Regions from separate parts of the Mus musculus genome. Here regions 2, 3 and 4 are each linked to region 1. Evidence: chromatin loops called from intact Hi-C (ENCODE). Cell type or tissue: gastrocnemius. All regions are shown on one strand. Region 1 overlaps Fggy (FGGY carbohydrate kinase domain containing). Region 2 overlaps Fggy (FGGY carbohydrate kinase domain containing). Region 3 holds the start of Fggy (FGGY carbohydrate kinase domain containing). Region 4 has its middle 87 kb from the start of Gm32240.

The links. Hi-C counts contacts between places; a loop is a spot of excess contacts. Peaks named below come from ENCODE experiments on the same cell type or tissue, not always from the same donor. Only the 100,000 strongest peaks of a DNase experiment are listed, where the experiment ranks them.
Region 2: it touches region 1 in a loop (2.1-fold over the local background); 2 of 42 quality-filtered maps call a loop at or near these places.
Region 3: it touches region 1 in a loop (2.0-fold over the local background); 7 of 42 quality-filtered maps call a loop at or near these places.
Region 4: it touches region 1 in a loop (6-fold over the local background); 18 of 42 quality-filtered maps call a loop at or near these places.

The regions. Positions count from the first base shown.
Region 1 is chr4:95,859,171-95,867,170 of GRCm38, forward strand. The region is part of intron 14 of Fggy (FGGY carbohydrate kinase domain containing); the gene reads left to right. Among named protein-coding and RNA genes, the nearest start is that of Hook1, 100 kb to the right of the region's middle. In gastrocnemius, a CTCF peak has its summit at 3,919 (motif pointing left); DNase peaks (open chromatin) are centred at 2,881, 3,346, 3,906, 4,197 and 1 more place; H3K4me3 peaks cover 509 bases; H3K27ac peaks cover 5,040 bases.
Region 2 is chr4:95,640,298-95,648,297 of GRCm38, forward strand. All of the region lies in intron 5 of Fggy (FGGY carbohydrate kinase domain containing), which reads left to right. Among named protein-coding and RNA genes, the nearest start is that of Fggy, 87 kb to the left of the region's middle. In gastrocnemius, no CTCF peak of the experiment used is centred here; no DNase peak of the experiment used is centred here.
Region 3 is chr4:95,552,584-95,560,583 of GRCm38, forward strand. Fggy (FGGY carbohydrate kinase domain containing) reads left to right here and starts at 4,924. Exons shown (of 16, transcript NM_001113412.1): 1 at 4,924-5,008. It overlaps Gm40206 (a long non-coding RNA gene), which reads right to left and starts at 4,783. Exons shown (of 2, transcript XR_867942.1): 1 at 4,236-4,783; 2 at 835-2,041. In gastrocnemius, a CTCF peak has its summit at 4,962; DNase peaks (open chromatin) are centred at 4,881 and 6,123; H3K4me3 peaks cover 1,886 bases; H3K27ac peaks cover 2,684 bases.
Region 4 is chr4:95,290,728-95,298,727 of GRCm38, forward strand. No RefSeq gene overlaps it. Among named protein-coding and RNA genes, the nearest start is that of Gm32240, 87 kb to the left of the region's middle. In gastrocnemius, a CTCF peak has its summit at 3,586 (motif pointing right); no DNase peak of the experiment used is centred here; H3K27ac peaks cover 498 bases.

The DNA of each region.
Region 1 (8,000 bases):
AAAGGGCCATCCTTGGGAAAGCTGAAATGAGACAGGAAAAGCCGAGGTGGTAGGAGAATGAATGAGGGGAACATACAAAGTGCACAACACTGCCTGGACTAGAGAGGGGAAGGAGGAGAGAGCACTTACACAGACTGGGAAAGCCATGATCGAAGTAACAGTGAAGACGATTTGCTTGCTTCAAATCTTGACTCTGCCATTTACTGTAGGTGAATTACTTAATTCCTCATGTTTTACACGTGTGAGTGTGACACACACACACACACACACACACACACACACACACATGCACACATAGCCTCATAACTCTTACCATAAGGGGTAGACATGTTCACACATATAAAGCAAAACAACTTTAATTGTTCCTTCTCTGTTAAAATTATAATAATTAGACAGTGAGATAATGGACCATCAAAAAAGCACCCTTACTGTCTTGAGGGCAAGAAAGTCCTACCAGTAAGATGCCATTTCAACAGAACATGTAGAGAGCTTTGTGCCCAGGGCCTTTGTATTCAAGATGATCCTAGAGTGGGATGCTAACTCTCTATGCATAGAAAAGCAGAGACTTAACTGGACAAATTACTCTCTGCTTTGTGCAGTATAATAAACTTTAGTAACAACTGCTAACATAACCCAGTCATGTGGAATTGTGGCAAGTATATGCTAAGTGTAGGAAGAGGGGAGGAAACAGAACTGGATTCATTGTAGCAGGCTAAGAGGAAATTAAGGGACACACCGAGAGAAAGTGGTCCTTGAACCACCTTGTTCCATTCTGGGTGATGGCCTGTCTATGGCTTGCTAAGTTGCTATGTGAGCAAACTTGGTAAGACACATTACATAATATCATCGAGCCTCAGTTCCTTTTTAACAAACCTTACTGAGTTGGTACAAATCTGAGAATGAAAGCCATTGAGCACACTGCCTGTTACTAGGAAAAATACTAATATTATTATTCTTTGCATTAATTCAACACTCCGGACAAACTCATCCAGATAGATCATATATTATTCTACTTTATAGAAAGAAATTAAAGCACAAGATTTTTGAAGGTTAGTAGTAGAACGAGGTTTTAAACTCAGGTGGCCTGACTTCAGACACACTAATATATCCCTCATGCCCCATGCTGTGGAAGATACCTATTCAGAGATGGCTGTGCTAGGGGTTGGAAATAAAGCAGATGTCCCTGCAGTCAGTAGTAAGGAAGACACTATTTCTTCTCATTGTTGGAAAGACTGGCAGGGCTGAGCCTACAGCTGTGGTAACAGTAACTCTTACCAGGTGGGGCAGGTGAGCAGGCAGCAGAGCTAATCCTGCGTCACTACCTCCCCTGCGGTAGCACTGCAGCCACTTATGCTGATCTTAGTGGTTTTGCTAAGAGAGAAGAAACAAGTTGTTTATTTGTAGGTCGCTGGTATCCGTATGACACTTAAGGATGATTATAATAAGTGAGTAAACATGCTACTAGAATAAAAATCACACGCCAAGTACTTACATCCTCATACTCAAAGCCTTCAGGTACCACAGCAGGCTATGTAAACGTGGGGAGAGCCTGGCTAGAGAAACTTACTAGAGAAGTGTTACTGGCAGACACTGAAACTCCAGCCATGGCCTGGTGAGAGCCCCAGGGAACATCTTTGGGATGTGGCAGTTTGTCTCTGACCTGGATTAAGGGGATTAGTTTGATGGAACATTACATCGTGAATGCAGATCTGGAAAGCATTTCAGGTCATGTGGTGTTTGGTCATGGCATTGAGAACACAAGCTACTTTTAGGAGATGGCATTTTTCCTGGGACCAAATTTTTAAAATTACCATTTCTTTACAAACTAACTTAGAAATCAGTTTCTTCATGGGTGTTTTATAGAAACAGAATTTATTTTGTCTCACCAGGTTGAAAGCTCAGCATGATAACAGAAACTTGTGGGGTTTCCAGGGGTGTCACTGAGCCTACAGATTGGTAGATGAATAGCATGCTACTTTGGCTGGTTGCTTCCTCAGCCAGTTTTCTAGCACAGTGACATTACTGGCTGGGGAGTGTAGGGCCTAAGAACTAAATCTCTTTACCAGTCTGGCACGAGAGGAGTGCTAACGTGAAGCACCGCATCAATCAAGAAGGGGAGCAGATGCTGAAGTGTATCAGATGTCAGTAAACAAGCCCACAGGAAGGTCCCTGAACTTGGCATCCTTCAAGCGAAAACACACTACAGCCTTCATGTCAGAGCTCTGAACTTTTATAAACTGCAGTAAGTGATATGTGTGGGTTTTTTCCCCCCTGGCTGGACAGCTGCTACTGTTCCACTTTCATTTGGAGATGATATGTTATATGTTCTAAGTGTTTTTAATCTGTAATTTTAAAGAATACATTTAGTGCTCAGAGTATTAGTGGTTGCCAGCCTGGAATTACAGTTTATCAAGTGTCTTTCCAGTGAGGAATTTTTTATTTTTCTCATCTAGTAACCCCTCTTTGTTTTTACTTTATACAGTATAATTCACCCAATAAATAGGACCGTAAATAGGAGCACAGATTCTGATATCATGCAAGACTAAGCTCAAGTCTCAGGTTCAGATTTCATAACTATGTATTGGGTAAATCCACTGGCCTTTCCAAACCTGTTTCCTTACTTCAAAGACTGAGATTCTGGAGTGTACACCTCATGTGGGGGTTGAGGAGATTAAGTGATGATATGTTCAAAATATTTGGCACAGTCACTGGCGTGAGTCATCCCTCAATGAAAAGGACAGATAGATGCAGAGTGGATGATAACTGTTAGCTGCCTGTGTTCAGTGTTAGTTCTCTACATGTATGATAAGTTCTGCTGGTGATGCTTGGGATCAAACCTAGAGCCTTGTGCCAAGCAAATGCTGTGCCACCAAGTTACTCCTAGAGCCTGGCCCTTGGCCAGTTTGCACTCAAGAGCACGTACCCAGCACTGCTCTGCTCGCTCCGTATTATATACCACCGGTTCCTTTGCCCCTGGACTGGCTGATAGGAGAAAACAAATTACTTAATCAAGTTCACACTTTGTACACAAGTTGGAATGTTTCTATCCCTAATTCCATGTTCTTTCTCCTGAAGAGAGCCAAGCATGAGAGCATGCCAAGTAGAATTTAGGTTAAAATTTAAAAAAGAAAGAAATCCCAGCCAGGTTCCTACCATCAAGGATCTGACAGTGAGTGAGATTTAAAAGCAATAACCAGAAACCAGAGTGGACCATTGCGTGATTGGCTGGCCTGCCAGTCATGGACAGAAGTAGGACCTCAAAGCATGGCTTCCACAGTGAGTGGGCATTGGAGGGTAAACGAACACGTTCATTTTAGACCAGGCGGGAGAGCAGTATGACGATTTGTAGAGGTGCCAGTGAGAGTGACAGAATGATGTCAGACGAGTTTAGTCTGGGGAAGGATTCCAAGCCCGCAATACTGGAGAGAACACTGGGTCTGTAAGGAGCACAGCCCACTGGCATTGGGGCTGGTAGAGCAGCCTCCTGTTTAAGAAAGCAAACAAAAGTTTAGAACTGATTATACCCCACCCCCAAATTAACAAGGTGAAGTGTAAATTAATCCCACCTGTGAATAGAAGGAAAAACAAAAGCACTTAAGCTTGTGAGAAACCGTGCAGTAGGAAGGGGGTGCCTTATCTAAAAGCTCCCAGAACACTAAGCTAACAGTTTGTTTCTCTAGAGCACATCTGTGGACAAGGTACGGTACTGCAAAACAGCACATGCTAAGATTTCAGCCTGGAGAAGGGACCTTCTGAGAGGCCAATGAAGGGGAGAGGTGCACAGCCTATCTTAGCTCAGTACAGAGCCTTCCTCATGGCCAGCTAGCACCTTGGTCTAGAGGAGCTTGTCCTTAGAACAGAGCTGAGGGGTTGCAGTTCTTCCCACTGTGGCCAGGCCAGTCTCACCTACTGCCATCTGCTGGAGTGGGACCTGGACAAGCCAATGAGATGACTGCAGATGCTAGAGGAGAAATTTACAAGCAGTCCTGAATTGGACATTTAAGCATGTGCTTCGCCTCCTAGGAAACAACAGACTGCTTTGTTTCTGATTCAGTGTAGTAGAATGGGGAGATGGGACTCTGTTTTCCAGGGCATCCTAAAACTGATAGCAGAAGAGGTTCATCCTGAACATACAGCTGATAATTGTAGTCTTGATTACTGACTGATTTAATCTCCAGAGCCATCCCGGTATCACTGGCACTTTGCCAACAATGGTAACCTGCAAACACAGTTGTTTCTCTGGGTCACAGGCAGTAAGAGGTGAAGCTCAGATAAGAATGCAAATACCCGCACTAGGCTTGGCTCGCCATGAAGTGCTGAAACCCACTTCTATAAATTTTCTCTGAGAGCACTGAGCATGTGCTGACCTCGCTAAACTGAGCTTCCAAAATAAAGTTCCAACTTTAATCAATCCTATCCAGTCTTTAGAGCTGGATAAGCATGCAATGAGCCAAAGCGGAGGTGAAACTCCTCAGGCATAGCCTCGATCTGGCTAAGAAGGGAAGCATTTATTACAGAGCACCAACCACTTAGAGAGCAGTGCTACTGTGGATGGACTCAGCCTGTTCTCCAGTCCACACCAACACCAGCTCTCCACTTTCCTTATGAGTCTCACTCTGATCTATATTGTATGCCAGTCACTGAATGACTCTGGTTGTGACCTGGACCAAGACTTGGTCTCCTCATCTTTACACTGTAAGGGTCAGACTTCACGTTTTTCACACATGTTAAGCAATGAAACCTCAGCAAAGCCAACATCTAAGAGAATGTACCATGTGTTTCCCACTTACCCCGTCACTCTTTTTATTCTTCCTCAGTATAGACCACCCTAGAAGGTCCCCGCTGAACACAAGGGCTGAGCCACATTGTTTAACAGGAAATAATGAATGAATTTTAGATACCTAAAGATGCATGATAAAATAATGACAAAGTAGCCTGACTATTAAGCAAGATAGACTGGAAAGCTGTCACCATGGGGCTGTGTACCTTCACAGCTGTCAAACTGACTCTCTAGTAGGGAGGTGCTTCCGTCTATCAGACAGTGTCTGGTGACTTGTTACAAAGAGACTCTCTGTCAGCTCTTGCAGGTAGAATTCTTCCCAGGATGCTTTTTGAGATTGGCTTTCTATCTGGGACTCTGACCTCTGGCTTCACTACCAGAGGAGACATCTGGGAAGAGCCATGGAACAGGTCCTCCCTGCCTTCACCATCATCCTTTGCTGATGGACGGAGGTTGGAATTAACAGTGTCAGCTTAATTCCTTCTCAGCACTTAAAGCTTTGAGATATCAGGACCCGACCCTGTGCTGGAACATCATGTAAGGTTTAATCCCACCCATGCCATTAGATTAATAGAGTCACTGGTAGATGTCCATTCCCTTCATGTTTGTCCTTGATAAAGACCCTTTATGTAAATGCCCCAAGAATAAGAATTTCGGTTAACTCATTTCCCTATCTCTAGTGTCTAACACAGCCAGACACAGACATGCTGCTTGGCAAATCCTTTTCATTCATTAAGCAAATAGCCCTAGGTATTTGGACAAGTAAAATCCTCATCACATCTACAATTGAGTGGGCAAGATGGTGAAACAATAAATGTAAATGCATATTATATCTTGGGTCAAGAGTTAAAAAGGAAAAGAACAGGTTTGATGGAAGAGCTAATTAGCATGATTGATAGCTGAATGACAATAAATGTCTTTGACTCCTAACTCTGAACCTGTCTCATTTGTTCTCTGAAAACAGTAATCATCGCTATTATGTTCATTGTTGCAACTGCTACTCCTGTTTCTTATGTATGCATTGCATTCTAAATTTTATGTTAGTGTTATATAAATTCATGAACTAACCTTGCCTAATAGGCCTCCTTATTTCAAATGAATGAGACAAGACCCAGAAATATTCTTCATATGATGAGATAGCTAGTGTCATAGATGGTGCTTGAACCAAAGCTGGTCACACAGTCTTCTGTTCTGAGAAAAGGGAATGTCTCCTGAACTCCTAAGTGACCACTGCAGGTTCAACCTGGATCCCAGTTTGAGAAGCCCCAAATCATATTATATGGCAAAAGCCTCATTCCATTAGATTAAAGGGCAAAATGAAAACAACCATAACAAAAACGAGTTGCTGGAGAGTATTAGGAAAATAAGGAAAATAATTTTGCCTTGGCCATCTCATGGTCACCTTCCAGCAGTAGTAAGCCATCACCATGGCAATGGGAGAAAAATTAATGTTGAATGTTGAGTCATTTTAAAAAGCCACATCAACAGCATACCGAGCTGATGCTGTAAGCTCTCTGCTACAGCTGGTCTGACAGTGCTAGAGGCATGGTGTCGAGCTCCATGCTGGAGGGACGAGGGGGGACTTAAGCTCAGCCTTGGAAGATTTAAGTCTGAGCCTTAACTGTATCCTGTGGACTTCAGCAAGTCTACTGACAAACATGAGAGGCGATCATATTAAGTCAGTATTACTATAGTAGCTTTCTGGAAGTCCGTTCAAACCTCCGTAAAATAGAACAGTGATATTTCATAACCATCGTCAGGAGGTTTGATATAATGAGGGATATGGAAGTGCTTAGTAAACTGTAATGTGATTAACATTTTCCAGCCAGGTTTGGAAGAACTCATGCTGGAGTGAGGTAGACAGGGCTGCTCTCTCTCCTTTGTCTTAGTAAAAAGCCCAAGGCTCAGATATTCAGAGCCTCAGCTTCCCAGCAACATTTCCTATTATAAATCTGCAACATGCCCTGCCTGATTTACACAATCTGGGCTCTCTTCATTCTCCCTGCACTTCAGTTTACCCCATGGAAAATGGGGATGACACCAGTGCTCTCTTAGTAAGGTGGGAGATGAGGCTTAAATGAGTCCTGGAAGGGCACAGAAAGGCTGGCTGCCTGGCAGGCCGCCATAAGTGTTAACAGCAGGGATGGCAGAGGAGAAGAGGAAGGAGCAGGAAGAACATTTGAAATGACATATGTATGTCAAGCTCAACACCTCCGTGGGGCACTGATGGCAGTACTCACACTCACCAGATGCTCTGGTGCCTTTTAGAGTGCTCCGATCAGTCACAGGCCCCTTTCTGTCTTCAGAGGAGTCTTGCCTACAGTGGCTTTGTATCAGACCCAGTTTTAGGCCTGCCTTTCTTTCTATGCTGTTTTAGGTAGGAAGAGAGAACCGGACCAAAGGCTTGATAGAAACAAGAGGAAGCTTTACTAATGAAACAAGTTCTCTACAAGTGATGATTTCCCAAACACTGCGCTCTGACATGTTAAAAGACAACACTGGGAAGCACTGGCCTGGACAGTACTCAAATTAACTATGTGATGGAAAATGCTCAAGTTAAATTAACTAAATATCTTCATAGTGCAAGTCCATCGAGATGTTAATATATAAATACGCTTCTGAACCTCCTGGATTGGGTGTCATACAGATGTAATGGTGCCCGATTTTACTTAACCAAAGAATTGGCATTTTGCTAGTCTTTTCTAAGGACAAAAGAGTGGTAGATGCTGTGTAAGCCAGCAGTTAAGGTCCTCAAAGGTGACAAGAGGTACCATAAAAAGAACTGGAAGATTTCTACTAGTCCTGTGTCTATTTAATGAAAAGAACAAGGAGTCTGTCTTGGCAGTAACTAATGTGTTAGATGGTAGAGAAACAGTAACAGGTAAGGCTGGTAGAATCACTGTCTCTCAGAGTTCTTGTGAGCATTCTGGAAAGAGAGAGATGTTGCAAGGTAAATTCAGTATAGAAAGAGAGCATGGAGAACCATATTCAAAGGGCTTTCTTGCTCCATTTACTGGGCCAGAGGAATAATCCAGAAGCACCTGGTTCTAAACTGAGACACAAAGAGATAGTCACAGCCATTTGGTGTGTAGTTTATGACCCACTTGCTCTTTTGTGGCCTTATTGGAACCTTCTCAGGCAGATTCAATGGCAGTGGTAAAGTGTGGTGGTGAAGACCACTGAGAGTCCACAGTTCGGGCCAGGAAGGCACTGGGTAAGG
Region 2 (8,000 bases), 220 kb before region 1:
TTCCCCACCAGGCCCATGCACTAAAGGCTTGAACCCTCATGTCTGACCCCTTTGAGAGATGATAGAACCTTTAAAGGGTTAACGCTGGTGGGAGGGAGGTGTTCAGGCCATCAGACTTCATCCTTAAAGGCAATGCTGACTGAGACTTTTGCCAATGTAGTTTTCCATTGTGCCCTCAAGGTGAGAAAGCTTGCTCTGCCATGCACTCCCACTGGGATGTCCTGCCTTGCAGCAGGCCCAAAGCAGTAGAGCAGGCTGATCAGATTGACATCTAAATCTGTGAGCCATGATAAATCTTTTCTCTATACCCTGTATCGTTTATCCCATGCGTCCGTCTCTTTATCTGAAGAGCTGACTGAGCCTCCCCTCCATTGTTCCTGTAGTTCTAGCCTTCTCACACGGCACTGTGGCACTGTGATCAGTCCTTGACATTTTTGCTCTGAAAGCTCAGAAACTCACTGGATTATTTATTATGTGCATGACACCTGTTAGATAACCTGGACCTGAGAGGAGAACCAGAGGAGGACCAGGGGTACAGACATATGTATGAAGTGTTTATGAAAATAGGAAAGCATCTTATATAACATATTCATGGAAAAATGGGACAGTCAGCAGAAAACTGTTGCACAATGGGAGGAAGTCAGCATGATAATCAATGTGGCACAAAAGGAACGCAGGATATCTCAAATGTGCACAGTGGCCTTGGGACTGATAACCATTGCCCTTTAGCAGGGGAAGAGTTGGATCCTCAGGGTTCAAAGTCACAATACCACCAAGGCCCTGGCCCCAGGCCATTAGAGACCTTGTCAAGCATGACCCTGGTTTTACACAAGATGCTCCTTTCTTCCTCCATTCATTTGTGCCTACAAAAAGCCTTGCTTGGCCAGGCTCCCAACAGTTAGAAGCTAAGAAATTTGGGAGGATAGCTTGGAAAGACTTGTTCTTTTTATATTTTTGTACTTAAAAGACATACTTTGCTCCAGAAAAGATATATGGTATATAGGTTACATACAATTACGTTTTTGCCATTGGTGTATTTTTCAATTTAAGAAATGCTTTGAAAGCCTGCCTAGTCTCCCAGTTAAGGTGACTATGGCATCTCCATTTCCCTGCTTTCAGTCATCGGATCAAGCAGAGAGTGTTTGGAAATAACTCCTTATGGGTATCATCCTTGCTAGTCTATAACATGGAGAGTGCAGGGATTACAAAGTTCTGTCCACAGTTGCTGCCATATTATTATGTGCCAAGCACACACCACACCTAAGGCTGTAAATATTAGAGTTAAACATTTCTTTTGCTTACCATGTGCTTGTAGTTAAGCTGGAGTTGTTTTTTGTTGTTGTTGTTGCTTTTTTTTTTTTACAAGACATACAATTAAAGGAAAATTAGGAACTTTCAAAGTAATAAAAATTATTGTAAGCTAAAGTTAATTTCTTATTAGAACAGTATAGTAAGTGAATTTAGTGTCGCTTTAAGTACACAGTCTCTATATAGTTTCTAGTTGTGTAAAGTTATGTCTCATAAACTCATGTGGACTTTCTGGCTCATCAAGAGCAGCTACATTCAGAATGAGCACTCTACAAAGCCAGACCATTTGTCCTTTACAGTGGTGTGTGTGTGTGTGTGTGTGTGTGTGTGTGTGTGTGTGTGTTTGTGTGTTTAAATGTTTTTAGGCACACACATCTTTGTCATTGTGTTATAGTTGACTCTAGTAATCAGTACAATGGCATGATATATGAAATTCTAGCCTGAGAGCTCACAGTTATATACAAGTTATAACATTTGGTTTGTGTAAGTATACTCTGATATTTGTTACCTAACAGTGCATTTTGCTGAATGCATTTTTATCATTAAATGATGCATGACTATATAGCAATAACCTTACTAGTTCATGCTAATAGTTACTTGTATTAATGTTCACTAGGCACAGATATATTTTAGATGTACTAATTACTTCAATTCCCAACATCTTTACTATTACTATCACATATATTCTTTAGATAGGAAAACTCAGTTTGAGTCTTAGAGATAGGATTTGAATCCCAGAATTTAAGGCTATTTACCTTTATGGTGTATGCTACCTCTCATTGGTACCCATTAATGTTTTTGTTTTCTTCAGTAGATTATGAAAGGAATCAAACAAAACAGTTTTCTAAGGTAAAGATTCATTATGTAAATAAACACTGTCAACCCAGTGTTCTCTTAAGTGTAGACCCACATCAGGCCCTGATAATCTGGTTGAAGATGTATTAGAAATGTAACCCAGACTACTGAATTAGAAGTGGGACAGACCAGGACAGCCTGGTCTACAAAGTGAGTTCCAGGACAGCCAGGGCTACAGAGAAACCCTGTCTCAAAAAACCAAAAAAAAAAAAAAAAAAAAAAAAAAAAAAAAAAAAAAAGAAGTGAGACAGAATGGTCTGTTTAGCAGATTCTCTGGGGTACTCTGATGTCATTAATGCTCGAGACCCACTGTTTAAACCTCAATTATTTTCTCTGGCAATTTCCTTTTTTTGTATTCTTATAAAGAGTTGCACGTTGAGGGAAGCTCACTGGGAGCTGTGTTACATTGTGTACTGAAATTGAGCTTTGTGGATAACTATGCTAAATTTCTGAGATAGCTTTCAAGTTTGGGGTATATCTGTTTTGATGGCTGTAGTTTGATTTGTTTCTACCATCTGGCTGATGGCTTTCAGGCTGATGGAGCTTATAAAGTAGAAGCCCTCCTCCATTCATGTCAGCTGTCTCAGGTTCCCCTCCTAGGTGGAGCTCGTCACTGCAGGGATTACAAGCGATATAGGGAATATATGCCAGGATATAGTGGAGATATACAGATCATCATGTTTCTCAGAGAAACCTCAGTCTGGTTGCCTGTTGGACTGTGCACAGGAAAGGCAAGAATTCCAGACTTCCACCTGGACTCAGAATGGGGTGCACATTCTGTACCCTTTGAAATTGACTATAGTGCAACAGTCTCTGCTTTGTCAAGTGGGAGGACCCTTCCCTACTCACAGTGGCATCGTGAGGGTTTATCAGATATGTGAGCGATACATATGTGGTGCTGGTATGTTGGAGGGAAATTAGAAGTGTTAGGTATAGCCACTAGCATCATTGTCAGAGAATATTTTAAGACATGGATTATAGATTTTCCATGAACTAAGGAATCTGGAATGCTCCAGAATGGCTCTTAGTTTAAAAAAAAATCTGGGGGGTACATTATCTGGGAAAACAAAGGTTCCAGTCTCAGTTCTTTATGTTTCAAATTTGCTTGTTTTCAGAAAGGTGATCTAATAATATCAGAATATTCACTCAACGTTTTCTCTGTTAAAGGGTTAATTGTTAAAAGTCTAGACCTAATGACTGAAAGTATTGATGCTTCTGTCAGAGGGATATGATATCTGACCTTCTATTTGTAAGGATCAATTATTGCATTGTATGATATTTGAGTCTGCACAAACTAACCTTAATTCCTCTGCTATTCCATTGCATTGTATACATACCATGGTTGCTGATATATGCGGTGGGATAGTATGATTTACTAAACTAAAAGCCAAGCAATATCAGATAAGAACACAGTGAGATTTCCTGAGTGCTAATGGCCACAGAAACAACTCAAATATTTGGTTATAGTAATGAGTTTGGGCAGAAAGTAGCCACAGAACATGGAGAAAAATACGAACAAATAGACCAAAGAAGATGCCACTGGAAGCAGAGGGTCTCTCAGGGAGGCATTTTCATGGATGCTTTAAACACTGGGAAGAGTGTGGGATTCATTGATGTCTGTTTGCTGATGCCACTCCTCTCCCCTCCCTTCGCAGGCTGACATTAATGGTGGGCCCTACACCACAAAAGAGCAGGGCGCTATTCCATGCCTGGCTTAAAAGAGTGCTCAACTTACAGAGCTCTGTTTTAATATTTTACCCTTGTCTTTGCTCATTCACAGAGAGAGCTTTAGCCTCAGCTCATCGAAGCCTCCAACTTCAAAGGGAGCTCATGCGTGTTTGACAACAGTGGCATCCATTTCACAAAGGCGTTGACCTTTGAATAGCATGCACTGAGGTCAGAGCTGTCAACTGTAAAAAAAAAAGAAAAACTCCATGCAGATCCAGGACTTGATACCTTTAAAAGCACATCTAAAGAATGGGGCCTTTCTAAATTTGTGCTTTTTTTCAGGAGTAATTTGTGGGAAAAGCCAGCAGCTGCTGTAGTTGGAGCAAGATAGAATGTAGGGGAATGGAGGGAGACTGGGCCTCGACTTACAGTGTGGTCATGTACCCTTTTATTGCAAGATTCACACGATGCTCTCAGCTATCCACATCAGCATTTTCCTCCAGCTGCAGTTAATTTTATCTCATTCTGATTGATCATGATTATTTGACTATAAAAGTTTTTAAAAAAGTGTAGGGGAGATGGCTCAGCAGTTAAAGCATTTGCTGGGAAAAAAGCAAGGGAACCAGAGTTTGGATCCCGGGACCCACATAAATGCCAAGTAGGCATGGTAGCATGCTTACAGTTCCAGCCAGAGAAGGCTGGGGAACCTGATCAAGCTGGATAGTGAAACTAGCTTTCTTGGTGGGCTCTGTGTTTTATTAATAGACCCTGCCTCAAAGAATAAGATGGAAAGTGATGAAGGGAAATTCTTGAGTTTTTCTTTGATATGTTTTATGTAGTTCTGATGTCCTTAAATGCTGTAGAAAAAAAATCTAGAAGTCTAGCTTGGTTTAAGCAGGATGTGGCTGGCAAATTAGCATTATACAATCTCCGGTATAATTGCTTCTGTTTCTGTAGAAGAGTAACAGTAATCGCGTACTCTACTTATACAGCCTGATCTTCTTAAGAATGCAAGGCAGTATCTCTTTCTGTATGAACTTCTGTTCTCCAAATATATCAATTCAGCATGAGATGCTGAATGTGGTTTCAAATTGCAGATGTGTTATCATGAGGGGTACATAAATGTGGTGGTGCTGTGGGAATCATAATATTGGAAGTACCTACATTTGGGATAAATGGGACACGTCAGACATCTAGTAGTTATTGACTAAGGGGCATCTGTGTCAACATTGTCTTGTCTAAAGAGAAGGGACAATAATAGTCAGTACTTACTGGGGTTATTGTGATGGCTGATTGTGTTAAAAACTCGTAGAACACTGACATAATAATGCTGCCACAAGCTGAACTCACAAGAAAGCCCTTGTGAGCTTTGTAATAACAGTAGCCTTTAAGACAGTTACTATTCCTTGAATAATGGCTTGTGACTTTGACACTATATAGGTTCCTTTATCTGAATTGTTTCTCACTTCTTGGTTTAACTTTCTAAGGTACCTTTGATATATCCATTTTGTAGATGATCAAGCTGAAGATTAGAGAAGAAACTAATTATAGTAGCAGAGTTAGACTGAGAGTCAAAACTAATTTGCTAAAGCTCTTCATTCCCTGCACAGACTCCTCAGAATGAGTTTTTATTAGCTGTAACAGGAATTACAATAGCACCTTGTAAGAATTACTTCCTGTCCTGACACTTACTGGGCACAGTGATATTGTCATCTCCAGCTATGCTTATGTGCAGCAGAAGTCTCCTTTCTCTATTATTCCTGTCTTGTGTGTACTATTAGAGGTATGAAGATAATTCTGAAGAAGGGATTCTTGCATTTCTGAGAACCTTAGACTCACACACATCATGTGGTATAGGACATACCTGCTTATCTGTGTGTATGTACACCTTCATTCACTCTATGAGAGTACGGATGAAAAGTCTGAATGCTTGTTAGAGTATACAGTTTTAACATCACTTTCTTTTCTTCTCTCTCTTCCTCTCTCCCCTCTACATCTCTCCTGTCTCATCATGGAACCTAACTATGTTCTCCAGGCTGGTGTTGAATGCCCAGGCTTAAGACCATAGTCTCAGCCTTCTAAGTAGTAGAGCTGACAGGCATACCTCATCATATCACTTCTAGCCATCGTTCTTCTTTATCATGTAGCTCAGGGAAGGATAACCTACAGCTCTTTATTACATGCTGAATGATGAGTGAAGTAGATCACCTGTATGAGTGCCATTGGTACATAGGACACAGCAGATGAAGGTAGGAATGTGACTGAAGGTGGGAAAATTCTTCCTTCATGTTAAAAAATGCTTAGAAATATGATAAGAAAGAACAAGGTCAAGCATCATAATCTTGCAAAGGGTTAAGTTAGCCTTGTGTGCTAATGTTCCTTGTCTTAGGGTTTCTATTGCGATAGATAGATAAATAGATAGATAGATAGATAGATAGATAGATAGATAGATAGATAGATAGAGGGATGGGTAGATGGGTAGATTGATAGAGATGATACTAAGTAAAAACAACTTTGGAAGAAATGCCCTTATTTTGTATTACGACTTGTAGTCCAGGGAAGTCAGGGCAGGGACTTGGAAGCAGGGATGGATGAGAGGCCATGGAGAAGTGTTATTTACTGCTGTGCTCCTTCAGGCCTGCACAGTCTGCTTTCTTAGGAACACTAGCCTGAGGAGGTCCGTGCCCACAGTGAGCTCTGCTGGCCCACATCAATTATCAACCAAGCAAGTGCTCCACAGGCTTGCAGACCAGTCAAACCAATCAGATAGTCTCGTTTTCTCATTTGGGAAGAGTCTTCCTTCTTTCCAAAAGACTCTAGCTTGTGTCCAGATGAAAAACCACTATCGGCGCATCTGCGGGGAAAGTTTTATTGTGCAGTTTTGGAGAGTATTTTCTGAACACATGAGCAAAGCACGGAATTCAGAACAAAGGGCCAAGAGCTAGATGTGTCTTAAGAACAAAGTCATCTCTTCTTATATTCTACCTCTGCTACTTCTCAGCCATCTGACAGTGAGTGTGCCTCCACTGGCCCAGCCATCATGTAGGCACTTTGTAGAGTTGTTTAATAAAGCAATAGCATCATTACATTTTTTTGTAGGAAGAATTGAGGAAGTTAAGGTGTGGCTATGCAAAAGACCTAGCACTAATCAACACTTACTGCTCAGACTTCCAGATAAGTTTTAGAGAATAGGAAGCAGATCTTTAAGGGTTTCCTAACATGGAGCTTGTAGACAAGAGAGCATCTCTGTGGCAACTGAGAAGAGAGCCGAGCTAGTCACTGGAGCCTGGAGTAAGAGGAATGGCAGCACCCTTCTTGGGTGCATATGTGAACATCCCAGAAGCTCAAGGAATAAGGAAGAGGCCTCTGTCTTAGTTGAGTTCTGAAGCATAGAGCAAGTCGTGGTGGTTCTACTTCTAGCAGAGAAAGCCGGGCATGGAAGTGCTGGACTCTGAGGCCTTCATCTTGGTGCTAGGATACAGACATCAGGATCTGATCCAGATTTCCATGTGCTACAGAGTCTGCATCTACTGGTTTTCTCTCGCTGTGTTTGGACAGTGCTTACCCTGCAGAATTAGGGGAGAACTAACTCATCCTAACAGTTGAGAAGTAAAACAAAGCAAAAGTTGCCAGTGTACTAAATGCTTTCAGTAGAATGTCAGATGTAGTTGTTTTGTTTTGATCTTTTTTTGGTGGTGGTTGTGGTAATAATATTAAGCACCTGTGTTCTTTCTCTCTCTCTTTCTTTCTTTCTTTCTTTCTTTCTTTCTTTCTTTCTTTCTTTCTTTCTTTCTTTCTTTCTTCCTTCCTTCCTTCCTTCCTTCCTTCCTTCCTTCCTTCCTTTCTTTCTTTCTTTCATTTCTCTGAACCATTCCAGGGAAGGTAGCATTTTTCCATACTGACTTGTACAAGACTGTGCCATACTGGGTATCTGCTCATCTCCAAACATCACACATTTTCCAAAGTCTGCTATATGTCCTGCTTTTAGGAGACCCTTAGAAGAAAACACATTCCATTCAGATATAAACACCAGAATGCAAGTCTAGAACTTTCTAGATTCTGCAAAAACAAAAGGTACCAAAGTAGTAGCCAGCTCTCCCAGAAGTCACAAAATAGGAAGTGTCCACGAGCTAGGACTTAAAGGATCAGCCAGTGTGTACTAGATGTTC
Region 3 (8,000 bases), 310 kb before region 1:
TCACGGCCTGTCTAGTCTCAGGTTCTTTTGGGGAGGATCCAAGGGGACTTGGGGTAGGGAAAACTATAATTGGAATATATTGTATGAAAAGAAATATTTTCAATAAAAATTAAAAACCAAACTTAACAGATCACTTTATTTTTTATATAAAGTTTATAGAATATCTAAGACCCTTAAATATTTGTTATCCTGCTTTTAGGGCAATATATACAATAACTAAGGCATCTTTTAAGGCAGTAGTAGATATTTCTCAGTGAAAGAATACAATTTGAAATTGTATATATAATTATTTTCTGACCATTTTTGTTAATTCACCTTAAAATTTACCACCATATGACAAAGAATCCATCTTAGAAGTTGTTTAATTTTTATTAGCATTTAACACTTTTGCCACATCCAGTGTGGCTCCAAGGGATAGACCTGACTAGGGTGGCAAGAGAATGAAAAAAAAAGATAAATAGACAGAGACACAAAAAGTTGGGGATTGGGTGGTCTGGGCATTCAGATGGAGAAACAACAGCATCGCAGAAGCCAAGTACAAAAGGGTGGGGAATGTGGCAGGGGCACTGCTTCAGCCTCACTGCTAACATTTCTTGTCTTAGGATATTTCCTTATTTAAGTGATATATTTCCTTATTTAAGTGATATATTTCCTTATTTAAGTGATACTAAATGCTAAATAAAACTGTTCTGCTTCGACTACACTAAATATCTTCTTATTTGGGAACCTCTTGGAATTTCATGTTCTTGGATCTTGCATTCTGTTTCTTGCTTTGACACAGTATATGTATGGTTCTAGAACATTTCCTAGTGTTGAAAGTATACGTTTCTTGAATTTTTTCATTTGATTGTTAGGAAAGTTAGAGCAGCAAAGGGTTACATCTTACTTAGATTACTCAAGATTACATGCCCTGTGCATGTCCTGCCTGGGACCCCTATGTCCTGTTTACACTGCTGCTATGAACACTATGAGGAAAGGAGTATTTCCTATGAGCACAAATCATTGTCCATTATCTGCTCCTCTGTCATTTGCCCTCAAAGTACCATAGTGTTCTCTGACCACCACTGGGTCTTCAGGGCACTTTCATGGCTTCTTTGACTTCAAATCTCAAGTTCAGTGTCACACGCATGGGATACCTGTTCCAAGAGCGATTCTTTCACTTTGCCCATACCTCCACTTCCTTAGCAAGGAACGGTTTCAGGTTATGCGGTGCCACAGCACTTAGTTCCTATAGACTTCATGGTAGTTACTACATAGTTTTGAATTTCTTTGCTTTAAAATATGTGTTCTTAAGGAAAATTTAAATATATACATTTATATAAAGTAAACAAGGAATTTAATGAGCTTCTGTGTCCGCCATCCAAATCCAACAACTACCAGAATCTTTCCATTGCTAATTCTTACATCGTTCCTATTACCCCATACTTCCAGCTATGCTACATCTTGCTTTTTACATTAGATGTAAAATTGACACATACTGAAACATGTAATTTCAAATAGATGTGTTTATGAGACATGAACATCTATCAAGGCTTTCAACATTCTCACTGACTGGGATAGTTTCATCATGTCCATTCACAGTTTGGCTCAGTCACTTTCCCTCCGCAGGCCCCTCTAGGTCTTTTTCTTTTCTTCACCATAGTTTGTTTTGAATGTGTGAGATTATAACATCACAAGAATGCCGTCTTAGTATGTGAGTTCATCATTTCTTATAAATACTGTCACAAAGCTTTAGATCTCCTCTTTTCTACTTTCTTCCAGTACATTTTTTGATATTCATTCATGGCCTTATAATATCTTTTCACCATCCCCATCTTGTCTCTTTCACCAGTGTGAGGCTCACATCTTCCCAGCCCATCCCTAGGGTTGGACACATATCTGGTATTCTTACAAGAACTGTGAGTATGACGATACTATTGCCTTTCTTCAACCAAGATTCATGAAGGTATGGTGATGTCAAAGCACTTGATTGCCATATTTTCTGCTGTGTGGCATGATCCCACTGGAGTATGGAGCAATCATAGGAATTAAGAGATGAAACCTGGAGAATAAATGGTCATTTAAGACATAATTGGAATTCCTGGATGACTCTTATGAGTTTCAGTTTCTTCTTAAATCACCCAATTGTGTGAATCAATAAAAGTGGCTATTTGCTTCAACAAATTTGAGTTACAGTTTTTCAAGCAATGCAAAGAATTATTTATAATCCTTAATAATTTATAATCCTTATAATCTTACATCTTGATGTCATTATTTACAACTCCAGAGGCATTCAAACTATTCAAGGATATGGGAGCAATAAATATTTGAGAATATATGATCCAAGAGGAATTCTGGCCCATATGTTATGCAATAATGTCATTAATTTTTATGACAGACCTTAGCACTCAGATGCCACTATCATTTCTGAGTGTACTCTTTATTATCTTATATCTATATATTGCCATCAAATACTCAATGACTAATGAATGAAAACAATGAACATTTGCAAAAAGTGAACACATTCTTCTTTTCCCTGTAGAACATTTGTTAACAGAAATCTGTCATGTAAAGTAGATGAGGAATTGTTTACATTAACGATGTTATGTATTCATGTATGCCTATGCATACATCTGTTTATTTGTGTACATATGCTTTTCTGTATCTTTAAATTTATGTGCTTGTGTGCCTAAATATAATTATATGTATGATATATGAGGATGAAGTGGTAATGTAAGACTATACAAATATGGTCATACAAAGTGTGGTTGGCTACACATGTGGTTGTGTGATTTCTATCAGTGTGTCTATGTATATCTGTTTGTATCATGATTTAATTTGCAGCTGTGTGACTACATGTGTATAAGAGTGAGCATGACTTCATATGTATACATCTGTATACTCTACTGCTGTAATTTAGATATGCTTTGATCTAGTCTCCACAGGATTCATATGCTGGAAGCTTGGTCCCCAGTGTGGTGATGTTGACAAGTGGTAGAACATGTAAGTTGTGAGGACTTGTGGGAGGTAATTATGTCACTGGGAATACTGGGTTCCAATGGGATTGATGCTGGTTTCTTGGAGTGAGTTAGATTTTCAGAGAGCAGACTGTTAATGAAGAAAGGCAATCCCATGTGCTTGCTGCCTTCTGCATGGAGCCATTTCCTCTTCTGTTTTTCAGCCACATTGTGTCAGCTAGTATTTTATAAAGTACTCAAGATTTGTTATTTCTTTCCATAAATTGTAGCCTGAAAATGTACATTTCCCATAGTCCCTGAGGCAGCAGACACATTCCGTTCTGGGATAGGTTAAGGAAGAGCTGGGGCAATGCATAATAGGTATTAAGCATCCGACCGTTTGCACAACATTTCTGTGATGTAGTTTCAGATGGTTCTGTAGTAGAGGTCAGTCACCTGATTTCTAGTGCTAGTTGAGCTGTGGGGTCTTTTGGACTCAGCCTGGTCTGGTGTACACAGCATTAGGGACTCACTTTCTTTCACCGTGTTTCTTTCCTCTGTGTGCCTTTTATCCCAAGGTCCTTTTATTGTTTAAAATGGCTGCTGGAGGCCCAGCCACAACACTATTTTTGCTACTGGTCATATGCTATTTAAGAGGACTCAAATAAAAACTCAAATACAGCAAAGACGAGAAACAGCTATCCACAAAGGCCAACACACTAGTTTATGTTTAGCAACGAGGAGACCTTTCAGGTTCCCACCCAAGCCATAGACTGTGAGGCAACAGGCGCGTTGCATTTCTGGGATACATTAAGGAAGAGCTGAGCCAATGTAGCATGTGTATTAAGCATCCAAACTTTTGCAAAACATATACATGTCTGGTACTTAATTTGTTCTTCATAGTGCTCCGGAAAGAAAGACAACCAGGTCTTAATATTATAATTCCCGTTGTATGCTTGGTCCACATGACTAAGTAACAGATCTGAGACTGTGCAGACAATTTTTTGAATAGCTGGAAATGCAATCATAGTGTAGATCTTAACAGTTAGGTTCTTAACTGTCCGGATGCTGAGACCCTTTATAATAGTTCCTCAGGTTGTTGTGACCCAACCATAAAATTATATTTTTTGTTACTTCACATATCTACTTTTGCTATTGTTATGAATCATAATGTAAATATCTGATATAGGTCACCAAAGAAGGTTGAACACTGCTTGTGTAGAGGAAAATAAATCCAAACCAAGACCTCCAGGAGAGTGCAGGACTAATCCTGTGGCCTCAGCCTCACCGAGTTCTTACCTGGATGACGGAGAGAGATCGATCACTCGTTTACTCTCAGGTCATGTGGATACTAGTCTTAACATAATAAACACACTAGGTCTGACTAAGGAAGTCTCTGTTATCGAGAAGGGTTGGTTTTCGCAACCTTGGAATAGTCCCCAGGAAAAGAAAAAAGAAAAAAAAGAAAAAAAAAAAGCCAAACCGGTTTTGGACTCTCAGTATCTAGCGATGAGGGTACCGAGAGTCCATGTAGCTTACTGGTATGTCAACTTCTCAAAGGCAGGGGTCATCTATCTTTTAGATTTACGGTGTCGTCTCTACCTCAAAGCCTCGACCACAGCATAAAGTGTGAGAGTTCCTGAAAAGCACCAGGTATAAAGGGTTCAAGGAATTGAAGCCCATAGCAATCCTGGTGCTCAGCCGAGGGCGATTTAACAGGAAATATCCACCACATACTGTAGGTTGGCTAGGTTAGCTGGCGCTCAGAGGGGATTGCTTAGATTGAGCCGTCTCTGTTGCCTGGGCATCTTTAAAATCCAGGCAGCGAAAGGATTTTGAAATGCAAACCCAAGACTTACAGTACAGTGGGGAGGAGCAGGGCTCACAAGTACTGGCCATTCACGGTGCCCGTTTCAAAGGACCAATCAGGTTGCTCCTTACAAGGGTTGCTGGAGGGGCTGGACTGAAGCGGGCGGAGTCACAGCTTGTTTGGACCGCCCTGCTGGGTGCGGTGCGGCTGTGCATGGTGGCCTGCTGGCCTGCTAGCTAGAATGTGATTTCATATTGGACAAGTAAGTGACCCTCCCAGGGGTTCTTGCAGGCACGCAGGCTCTTAGCCAGCTCCCCCCAAAAGCTTCTCTAGCCTGCTAAATGTTTCCCTCCTTCACCTTTGGGTCTCACAGCCAGGCCACTGGTTGGCCTTTCAGTTTCTTGTGTATTCTGGGTGAGGTGTCTTGCCCAAGGGAGAGGCCTTTACTGCATCCCAATGACTGCCCTACAGATGTCTGGGGCCTAAGGCCCTATCTCTCTGAGTAGTGTACAGTTAATTAAATAAAGTGTTTTTTCTTTCTCCCAGAAAAGAGAATTTTGCAATGCACCCCCGCCCCGCACCCCAATTTGGGGACAATTCTCTAAACATTTTAAGTCGTTGATTTCAAGTTTGGCAATGTAAAAGCGTTTCAAGGCTGGTGCTGTTTAAGGCTATAGAAGCTGAGCATCTGGAGATAGTGTTTGGTGCGTACTTCAGTTTAAATGGGATAATGCCATCTGTCTTGTTACAGGGCTGCAGGCCAGGAAGGGTATAGGGGGATCTTTCCATGTTTATGAACTTCATGACCATTTCAGGATGGAGACACACACTGTGGGGGAACTCCTCTGTCACTGGTCCATTCACTGGAGCACTGCTTACATTTTAGCTCGAATTTCTTCTCCTAGTTAAAGGGCAAACTGTGGCCAAGTTTGACTCTTTTTTGATCAAGTGTGTGTGTGTCAATTCAAAAGGTCCCATTGGATTGTGCTTTTAGGGAGCAAATCCATAAGGAAGAATTAAAGTCTGAGTTTGTGGCTGGATTTGTAGATTTGTCTTTTGTTTCATTTTCTTGTCCTTTTTAAAGGGTTTCCCGTCTTTACTGTGAGCTATGTGAGTCCTGATGTTTCTCTTTTCTGTTGCTAGCTGGGGGTGCTGCTAGTCTGTCTTCTGGAGTCTCCTTCTAATGCAGCTGTCATGCTTGGTCTTGACTTAAAGGCTTCTGCCCTGGCTGTATGAATAAGAGCCCCAGAGGACTGCTCCTGACTGATGGGGTCTGGGGTGGAAAATAGGGGATGAGGAGGGCCTATGGATGATTTTTTTTGAGGGGGGGGGGTGGCTTAGGATTAGGAAGTCAAAGTTTGCAAGTAAGGAGGAGGGAATAACCCAGTTGGTGGAGCACTGTGTTTCTGGGAAGGGTGCCAGGTTCTTATCCAGGCTCTCATGAATTTTGCTGGGCTTTGTCTTCTGGAATTTAGTTCTTTTTCTATAACCTTTATCTAAAAACTACAGCCAATTATTAGCCTTTTTAAGGACGACGACGACAACAACAACAACAACAACAACAACAACACCAGGTTGGGGAAAGCCCCGTCTTTAAACTCCCAGCCAGAAGGGGAGTCTGACATAGTTCTTTGTCTGGATTGTGCCATAGAGATCATTTAACTCTTGAGATGATCGCAGGCAGAGAGGTGTTCTCAGCCAGGGTAGTTAGTAGCAGCCCCATGTAGTAGTGACTGACATACAATTAACTGTATATTTTAGATTCCATTTGCTGAGATTTTAAGCATTCCAGCATCATTGATGATAATGGGTTTTGATTTGTAATTTTCCTTTCTTGTATTTTCTGAGTTATATTTTCTGACTAATATTGGCCTTAAAGAATCAGTTAGGGAGTATTTTTACGCGTGTGCACGCATGCGCATGCACACACACACACACACACACACACACACACACACACACACACATTTTCTCTCTAGTGGTTAGTAGAACTCACTAGCAAAGTCATCTGGGCCTGAAGCTGTATGTGAGGAATGCCAGCGACAAAGCCATTTGATCTAAAAGCCTCCTTACACTTCCTGTTGCTATGAGAAACCCATGAGAAAATAACTTAAGGCAGGAGAAGTCATTTTGGCTCACGATTTCAGTTCACTATGGTAGGAACAACTCACATCATGGACAGCAGGGAGATGACTTTAGGTCTAAGATGTTTTTAGGTTTGTAGTAGAAGTTAGGATGGAAAATAATAGTATGGAACTCTGGACTCACCAAGACAGGATAGATAATAGAGTTAGATCTAATTGTTGCCAAACACAAATGGACTGAACATTGTGAATGTAATTCTTACATGATAGTTTTCATAATTGTTTCATAATTGTTTTTATAATGTATAGATTATCGTTGTAAGAAAAGGAGCCTTTTATTGGACTAATCAGAAACTAATGGGGAAACATTCTTTACAACACATTGGTTCCACAATACACAAGATGAAACTCAACAAAAGGGAGACTGGTGGGCTCTCGGTCCCTGTTTGATCACATCCTGCTATGAGATGGTGCCATTCACATCCAGCATGGATGGATCTTGTCTCCTAGTTAATCCTCTCTGGGAACAGTCACACAGATAACACAGATACACCAATAATGTGATTTATTAACTTCCCAGACAGTAAACATTTTACATTATTATCACCACAGGTTTATCCAGATTATGTTTTATTCTGCCTCTCCCAGCTTTAGTGGGGTATAACTAACCCTATCTATCTATCTATCTATCTATCTATCTATCTATCTATCTATCTATCTATCTATCTATCTAGTGTTATATCAGTGTAAATCATGTTTTTTATATGTGTATATAGACATGTATCATCTGACATAGTATTCGTTTTCCTTGGGGATGAATAATTTTAAATTCTGCTCTATGAACAAATTGCAAGAATATAATGCTAACTTTATCACATGTTTACATTGGATCTCCAGAAGATTTTCAGTTCATAACTGAAAGTATATAGTTGTTGACCAACATCACATGACCTCTGCCTCTCACCTGCTGGTAACTATCATTTTATTTTCTGTTTTACCTTAGAGGCTTTTAGATTCTACATGGTGGTGATATTACAGAATTCCCTTGCTGCTTGTATCTGCAGAGGATTTTTGTTCCAAGCCTTCTAGAGACCCAAAACTGTATTAGTGTTCAAGTTTTTTTTTTTTAATTTAGGATGTTATCCTTCAAGCAAAATAGCTGCCATCCTA
Region 4 (8,000 bases), 570 kb before region 1:
TTTTAGTTCAATGAAGAGGCAACAGAGGTAGAAAGATATCTGTTGGAAGTCTGATGCCATAGATCCAAGCTGAACCCCAGCTACCCACTAGCTCTATAACTCAGGCAAGTCACTGCTTTTTGGCTTGGTTTTCCTTCATCTCTATAATAGCCTTACATAGCTGATGTTGGAATGATGAATAAATCAGTCAGTGAAAGTCATTCACTGTGGCCTCTTGTATAGCGAGGGTACACTAGAACATGATGGACCACCCCCATATGGTGGGTATTGAATTCTGGGGTAGAAGCACGGGGTAGCAGACTGTGAAGTATCAATGGATGTGGTGTTGACTGTGATATGGTGTGATGCTGAAGACCACTTCAGAGTTCACCGTAGCCTGAATATCCAGCATTTATAATGGCCCAGCAGCTACAGTTGGAAAGAAGGAGATAGAATAAGGCTCAGGGCAACCAGAAGAGCAACCACCTCAGGCCATAATGGCTCTTTCCCAGCAAAGGTGAGCTAAGTGTTCGGTCAATTACAGATTTGCTGAATTTCTAACTACCAGATTCTGGGAACTCAAGGACAAACAAAAAGGCAAACGTCTCTCCTCTCTCTGGCTCAGAATTGGGAAAACAAGCCCAAACAATGACAAGCAGTGGAGTGATGAGCTAGAACATGTGACACAAACCTAGGATGGAGAGGAGAGGTTTCCTAATGGAGCCATCATCACAGCCAAAGTCAGAGCAAGAAATAAAGATTTCAAAATTAATGTGAGACTTGAATCCTAACCTCCCAGGGGGCTGTTTGCCCGTTTCCACCCTGACCAATAACATCTTGGGCTTTGTAGGAGTTTGTAGAACTTTCCCCACTTGGATGAAATACACAACTCAGCAGAAATTCATTGATGAATTCAATACAACATTAGTTGTGTGCTGCTATCTTTAAGGGCAATGGCTTCAAGTCCTTAGTGCATCAGAATCTTGCTTGTGGAAGGTGACCACTAGACCTAAACCTCTGAACTTCTAATTCAAGCAATGTAAGGAGGGGCCAGAGAATCCAGCATTTCAAGTTCCCAAGTGATATATTGAAAGAAACCTTTTAAAAAAGAAATTAAGGGCAGTTAAGTCAGCAAGGAATCGTATTTCCTGACCTTTCCTCTTCTCCTTTGTGATAATTAGCCAAGTGCATCAGATTGTGAAGTCAAGCTCTCACCAATGGAGTGAGATGTGGTCACCTATGTGAGAGATAAAGAACAGAAGTCATGTTATCAGTTATGCTTTCTAGACTTTTTTTTTTTAATAAAAAAATTCCTCCTATGCTTCATTCCCTTTGCGTGTTCCTTTGTGCAATACTTAGATCATTCCTTGTTTGTTTCTGACAATGTCCATGCTGTCTGCTGGTGAACTGCACTTTATGTCTTAGGGGAAGCAGTTCAGTTTCTGGAGGTGCTACTCAGGGCACAAGGTTGTTTCTAAATTTTCCTTAGTGTTTGTGGAGAGATGGAAGGTCTCAGTCTAGGCCGCTAGTGTCCTTCTAGGAAGGATCCTCTGACGACTCTGTTCTAAAACATTGATTATGTAAGCAAATCACGCAACCAAACCCTGCCTTAGTGTTTACGTTTTACTATATAAACACATTTAGATTTTTTTCTCTTTATTTTCTGAGGGGAAAATGAAAAGATTTTTTTTTTTTGCCAGATTCTGTGGTTTGAATGTTTGTGCCCCACCCCCCAATCCATATGTTGACATTTTAATTCTGTATGTGATGATATTAGAGCGTAGGCTTTTATGAGGTGACTAGATCATGGTAGAGGCCTCCTAAATAGGATATGTGCCATTATTAAAGAAACACAAATGGACTAATCATGCCTTCTTACCATGTGGGCACAGTGGTAACATGTCCTTATAAGAGATTGAATCTTGCCAGAGACTTCTCCAGATCTGTGAGGAATAGGCATTTCTTTTGTTGTTTTTTTGTTTTATGAGCCACCCAGTGTACTGTATACTGTTATTGCAGCCCAGATAGGCTCAGGCCCTTCTTGAAATCAACAAGCTACAAGCACACAGGATCAGTGTCCTCTTCAGTGGTTTTTCCCTCAGGTCTGTTTTCCTCAGGCATGTGGATCCCAAAGTCTGTACTAAACTTCAGCTGAGTCACATTTCATCACACCACATTAATGGCTCCTGGGCTGTGATGGATGAAATGTACAGTCTCGTATCCTGGAGTCAGAAGTCCAGGTCAACACTTCATTGAGATTATTGAGCCTCTTTATGCCTTCGAAGAATGATGGAGGGAGTGATAATCAAAAGCTCCACAGTTGTTGCCATTCCTCTGTGGCACTATGCCTCCAGGACACAGCTATAGGTGTTTAATAGCTTTTGTCTGGACCTTTGCAGTGCCATTCTAAGGGATTTCTCTGCCCCCAGGGGACCTTTCCAAATCTCCCTGAGAGAACCGGTGTAAGGCAAGAGTCTGATCATGCCCTTCTCCTTTCCTCGTGGAAAACTGACTTTACACTCAAGGGAGCAAGGACTGCACCTGGCAGGGACAGACAGACAGACATTCCATGTGAGGGCATGGGCAAGCAGGTGTGGCAGGGACCTTGATGAACTGGAGTTTGGCTGACTTACAGCATTCAAATTTGGAATTCTGGAGAACAGGCTCTGTCTTGGGACAGAGTTTTTAGCCTTTACTGCCAATAGACTTGGCCACAATATGAAACCTGAAGTTTTTTACTTTGGTTGATGAGGTTCAGCCTCCTTCTTGGTGTGCCCTGGTGACTTAATCCTATGACTGTCAAACTGCAGTTTTCCCACATTCTCATACTGGTCCTTGGCTCATTCCCCTTGATGAAACCTGGCACGCCTGATTTTGCTCGTCCTTTGCTGAAATGCTCCTCATTCCAGACTCTTCCCCCAGCTCACCTTCTCTGATCTCAGATGCATTTCCCCAGATGGACTGTGTATGTGTGTGCTGCCCCAATACTACCTGTCGCTCTCCTCATCATGATCAGTATCTGGTTGTAATTGTGGTTTTGTTGGTTTGTGTTTTGTTTTATTTTTCTCCACTTCCCCTGCTAAGATATATGTGCCAGAGACTCCAGAGACTAAGCGTTAACCATCTTTGTGCCTAGAATAAATGGAGTTTTCTATCATTGTTAAATGAAGAAGTGAGAAGGCAGGTGACCCTGTAGTAATGGTCAGGAATTTAACCAGTGCATGGTATAAAAATTGCTCCAATTATTTATACTGAAAAGTAGGGAGGGACTGCATCTCTTTCTCTCCATAACAGGAAAGGTTAGACCCAGTGGAAAGAAAAATTAAAGAGTAGTAATGTTACTTAATTAATTACTAAATTCTACTTTCCTTTTTGATGATTCAAACTTCTGGGCTTGGCCTGGTATATTGGCACACATCTTTAATACCAGCATTTGGGAAGCAAAGGCAGGGAATCTCTGAGTTCTAGACCAGCCTGGTCTAAATAGTGAAATCTTGTCTCAAAAAAAAAAAAATTGCTTCTGTGCTGTACTTAAACACTATCCCTCACTGTTGATTTGAATTCTCGAGAGTCTGTTTACCCAGTGGGATAGTTACCCACAGTTACTGTCACTAGATGGCGGACTTCCCTTTGATTGCTTATAGACAGGGGTTCTTCTTTGTCCTATTTAAGGTATGACACCCCCCACCCCCCACCCCCCCCCCGTAGGAAATTCAGCACCTTTCATGGATGGAATATCTACCTGAACTTAGAACAAAGTGCCACAAACTTGGGGACTGATAAACCGTAGCAACTGTCTCTTAAAGTTTAGGAAAATGGGAAGCCTAAGGTCAAGGTGTTGAAGATTCAGTGCTTGTCAGTGGCCTAGTTCTTCAAATATGAAGGCTTCTGGCCTTTTCCCCACTCACGGGAGTGGTAAAGAAGTGGTCTGGCACTTGCTAAAAGAAGAGCACTTGCTGTGGTTCAACTCTTTGTGTTTCATGTTGGTATTTGGTTTCTGATACAGGAATATTACCAGGTATGGCCTTTGGGAAGTCACTCGGTCAGCAGTGCTCCTTCCTTATAAAGGGGATTCTGACCCTCTAGAATGAAGCTCCAGTGGGCACTTAGCCCACTTTCGTCCTTTCTGCCATGTGAAGACGTAGTATCCATCCTTTCAAGAGGATGGAGCAAGGGACCATCTTAAAAGTCAAGATCGGTTTTCACCATACTCCACATCAGCTTGATTGTGGACATTCTAGCTTCCAGAATTGGGAGAAATAAATTTCTATTACTTATAGATAGTCTGGTCTGTAATACATTTTACAGCATCATATATGGACACAGGCACTAATCCTGCTCACAAAGGCTCCATCCTAATTGGATCTCAATGCCCCATCACTTTCTAATATTATCACCTTGGGTTGTAAAATTTTGACATGTGATATTGCATGGGAAGCAGAGAATTTAGAATAGATCAATGTCTGTGGGCATTTGAGTGTAGTGAATTTCTTCAAGCTTAAGTGGTACAGTTTTCAAGACCAAGACTAGATGAACAAGATCTACAAAGCTAAACAAAGATCTGCAGGCATAAATCGAGAGAGGGATAACTTGCTGCATCATGAAAGTATTCTGTTAAGCCAGGCGTGGTGGTGCACGCCTTTAATCCCAGTACATGGGAGGCAGAGGCAGGTGGATTTCTGAGTTTGAGGTCAGCATGGTCTACAGAGTGAGTTCCAGGGTTCCAGAGTTCCAGCCGGGGTTATACAGAGAATCCCTGTCTCAAAAACAAACAAACAAACAAACAAACAAACAAACAAAGTACAAACAAAAAAGTACCCTGTTGACTATCCTCCATCCATCCCCAACAGGGATCTTGTCAGTGACTTCATGGAAGCCATCTATAGAATGAAGCCTCATCTATAAAATGAAGAGGTCAAGCTACATGGACTATTAGGTTCTCTGGCTTAAAAACTGCCTTCTCTTCCCCAGTTCCTGTGATGGCTCATTCTTCTATATTTTCATCTACATTTCCCTTGTCCTACAGGGGGCCTGGCCATCGGTGATTAGCTTTCCTAACAAAACTTTACTCAACTCTCAAGGACTCCACCATATGTCGTTTAGCAAAAGCAGTCATGAAAGATCAACATAACATCTGGATCTTCTTGGAGAGACAAGCCTCACATTCCTACCCTCACTGCAAAATGGATTGGCCTTGACCTGGGGCCACACCAGGAAGAAGGCACGCTTTGGGGATAGGGGCCTCTTGGTAGCTGGTTGAAGTTGGTCATCACATGGTCCCGGAAGCCTGAGGAATGAGAGGTATTTGCCTTCCTGTAAATCTCTCAGAAGAGTTAGGATTATCTCAGGTCAAGCTGACAATGTGCGTCTTGATGGAAAAGGAACCTCAGGTTTAATAGTCATTTAGAAAAAGCCTATGCAATTTTGTTCCCTATGGTAGAGCTATAGTATCAGACAAATTTGAGGAGAGGGTAATGAAAATGAAGTTGAGAGCCCAGGCAGCATGGTTTTATGCGTAAGAGTGTATTCACTGATTAATGTTTTCACTGTCAATCGAAGGTATGTGGAGCCGACAGGGCTGGGCTCCTGTCTTGGCTCTCATCTCCCCAAGAGCATCTGCAAATTAAGATGAGATCCAGGAAGATGCAGTTAAATCTCAGGTCTGCTCCTTGAACCCAACTTATTTGTAATTCCAAGAATGGGAACTCTTCCCAAGGCAGCTCATTTCACTGTTGGGTGGCAAACACTGTCAGGGGTTTGGGGGTTTTGTTTGTTTGTTTAGTTGGTTGGTTTGTTTTTATGAATGGTGCCCTCGAATCGATCTCTTTAACACAGCCTCAATGTGCATTAGAATGAAGTCAATTTTTTGAAGATGTTTTCACATCCTTCCCAGGTAATCTACTCTCATATGGAACACATATTATGCTCTCAGCTCTTCCTTATACTGAAGGGTTTCTAGATACCCCACTCCTCTGGCTGTCCCGACTTCCCTTCCAGAATCATAGTGCCCCACTGTCTTTCACACAGAGTGGGGTCAGAAGTATACATGGTCATTCCACTGCTGAGAGCAGAGCGATCATCTGAACTTAAAGATGTCACTAGATAATGGAAGCTAGACGAGGAGCTTAGTTCTGCTGATCCTAGGCACCTGGGGTTGACAGAGCAGGCACTAATGGACAAAACATGCAGAGACACACTCTAAAGCACAGAAATGTTTTTCATGAAACTTACTATGTGCACAGTTTCCTCAAGGAGTCCACACACCACACAGCTGAATAAAGCAAGTTCACGTTCCATACAGAAACACTGGCCACCAAATACCTTAGATGTATTTGGGTGATTCGGTGGCTCTGTAACAATGAAAAACCCAAGCCTCAGGCAGCACAGTGTGAGGGATTTATGCCCTTGTGACTAACTTGTTTTCTTTTTTCTAATTAACACATATATGTATATATATACATATATATACATATATATGTGTGTGTGTGTGTATGTATGTGTATGTGTACGTGTACGTATATCATTAAAAAATATACCTTCAGGAAATGCATTCCTTTTTCCTGCTTTTCCTTAACATAATATTCTAGAACAATTATTCTTTATCTTTTCTTTCTTGTTCTGGTCTTATGATTCCCCCTTATCATGATACATGTTGCTCACATGCATGGTATAGGAATGAGGAAAGACAATTCTTAACTTATCCTAGCGGTTTCGGCTGCTACCTGTAAGTAACATTTTCTCAGTTTTGTGCAAAACCTTTATTCTAAATGGTTGGTTGTATCTTTGCAATATAGCCTGTCTTCTCCCATAGGGCATTCTAAAGATGTCTAAAATCTATCACCTCTCCATTCCTTGAATGATCTATCATAACTGGAATTCCTATAATCACTGCCCACCACAGCACTATGAAGCTTAACCCTACATTGAAAACATCTGTTTCATAAAATGAGAAAAGTAAAGTCAGTAGAGCAAAGGCTCTGAATTGAAGAGAGCAATTGTTACTCTTGCAGAGGACTGGGGTAAATACTGGCAAAGGTAAAGAAGACATGAAATCCTTGTTTTTAAATGATGCAAATATAAATTAATTTATCTACTATAGAAAACATCAAAAATTGTTCTATCAGGCTGGCAAGATGACTCAGCCAAACTGTAATGTTATATGCCACATAAGTGCAATTTGTACTTGTCAAACAATGGCAGGAAACATGGCAACATAAAGGCAGATGCTGAAGCAGTAGTTGGGAATTACATCCTGCACTGTAGGGAGACAAGGGAAGAAGGGAGAGAGGGAGAGGAGAGAGAAGAGAGGGGGAGGGAGGGGGAGAGAGCAGGATGGGGAGGGGAAGGGAGGGAGAGGAGAAGGGACAATGTATATCAATAAAATTAGGGAACATCAAAACAAAGGCTTGGCTTGCAAGTATATCCAGAATTCTAGAATCCTCCTCCTCCTCTTCCTCTTCCTCCTCCTCCTCGTCCTTCTTCTGTAAAATGCAGAGCTCTTGAGTGGCATGCACAATCCCAGCACCACCACCTCAGCCACCATCATCTCCTGCTGCAGGTGTTGCATTGACCTTGAACAGCTCCCCATTCTTATTCTCACATCTATTCACTCACAACTCTACAGAGTTTTTAGAGAGAGCCTGATCAACTTGATGAAATCCCTGCTGGGTTTCTCTCTCACATGAAACATTGTCCTTTCCACTGGCTTGAGTACCAACAAGACCTGCCTCCAGCTCTTCCTGAGCCTCCCCTCTAGTTCTTCTTCCTCCCCAAACTCTGCTATACTTCCTAGGTCTTGTTCACTGCCTCTAACACTTCCATACACTCTTACTTTGCAGTTGGTCCTTGCATTTCCTTCCCATGGCTGCCCTGGGACAGAATCTTCACAAGTAACTGTTTGGCTTACTTCATTTCCCTTATGACTCTGCCCACTTAAAAACTACAGAATCAGAGACATCTCTTCTGATCACTTTCTGCACAAATTACAACCTCATGTCTCCACTTCTTATGTGTGTGCACAA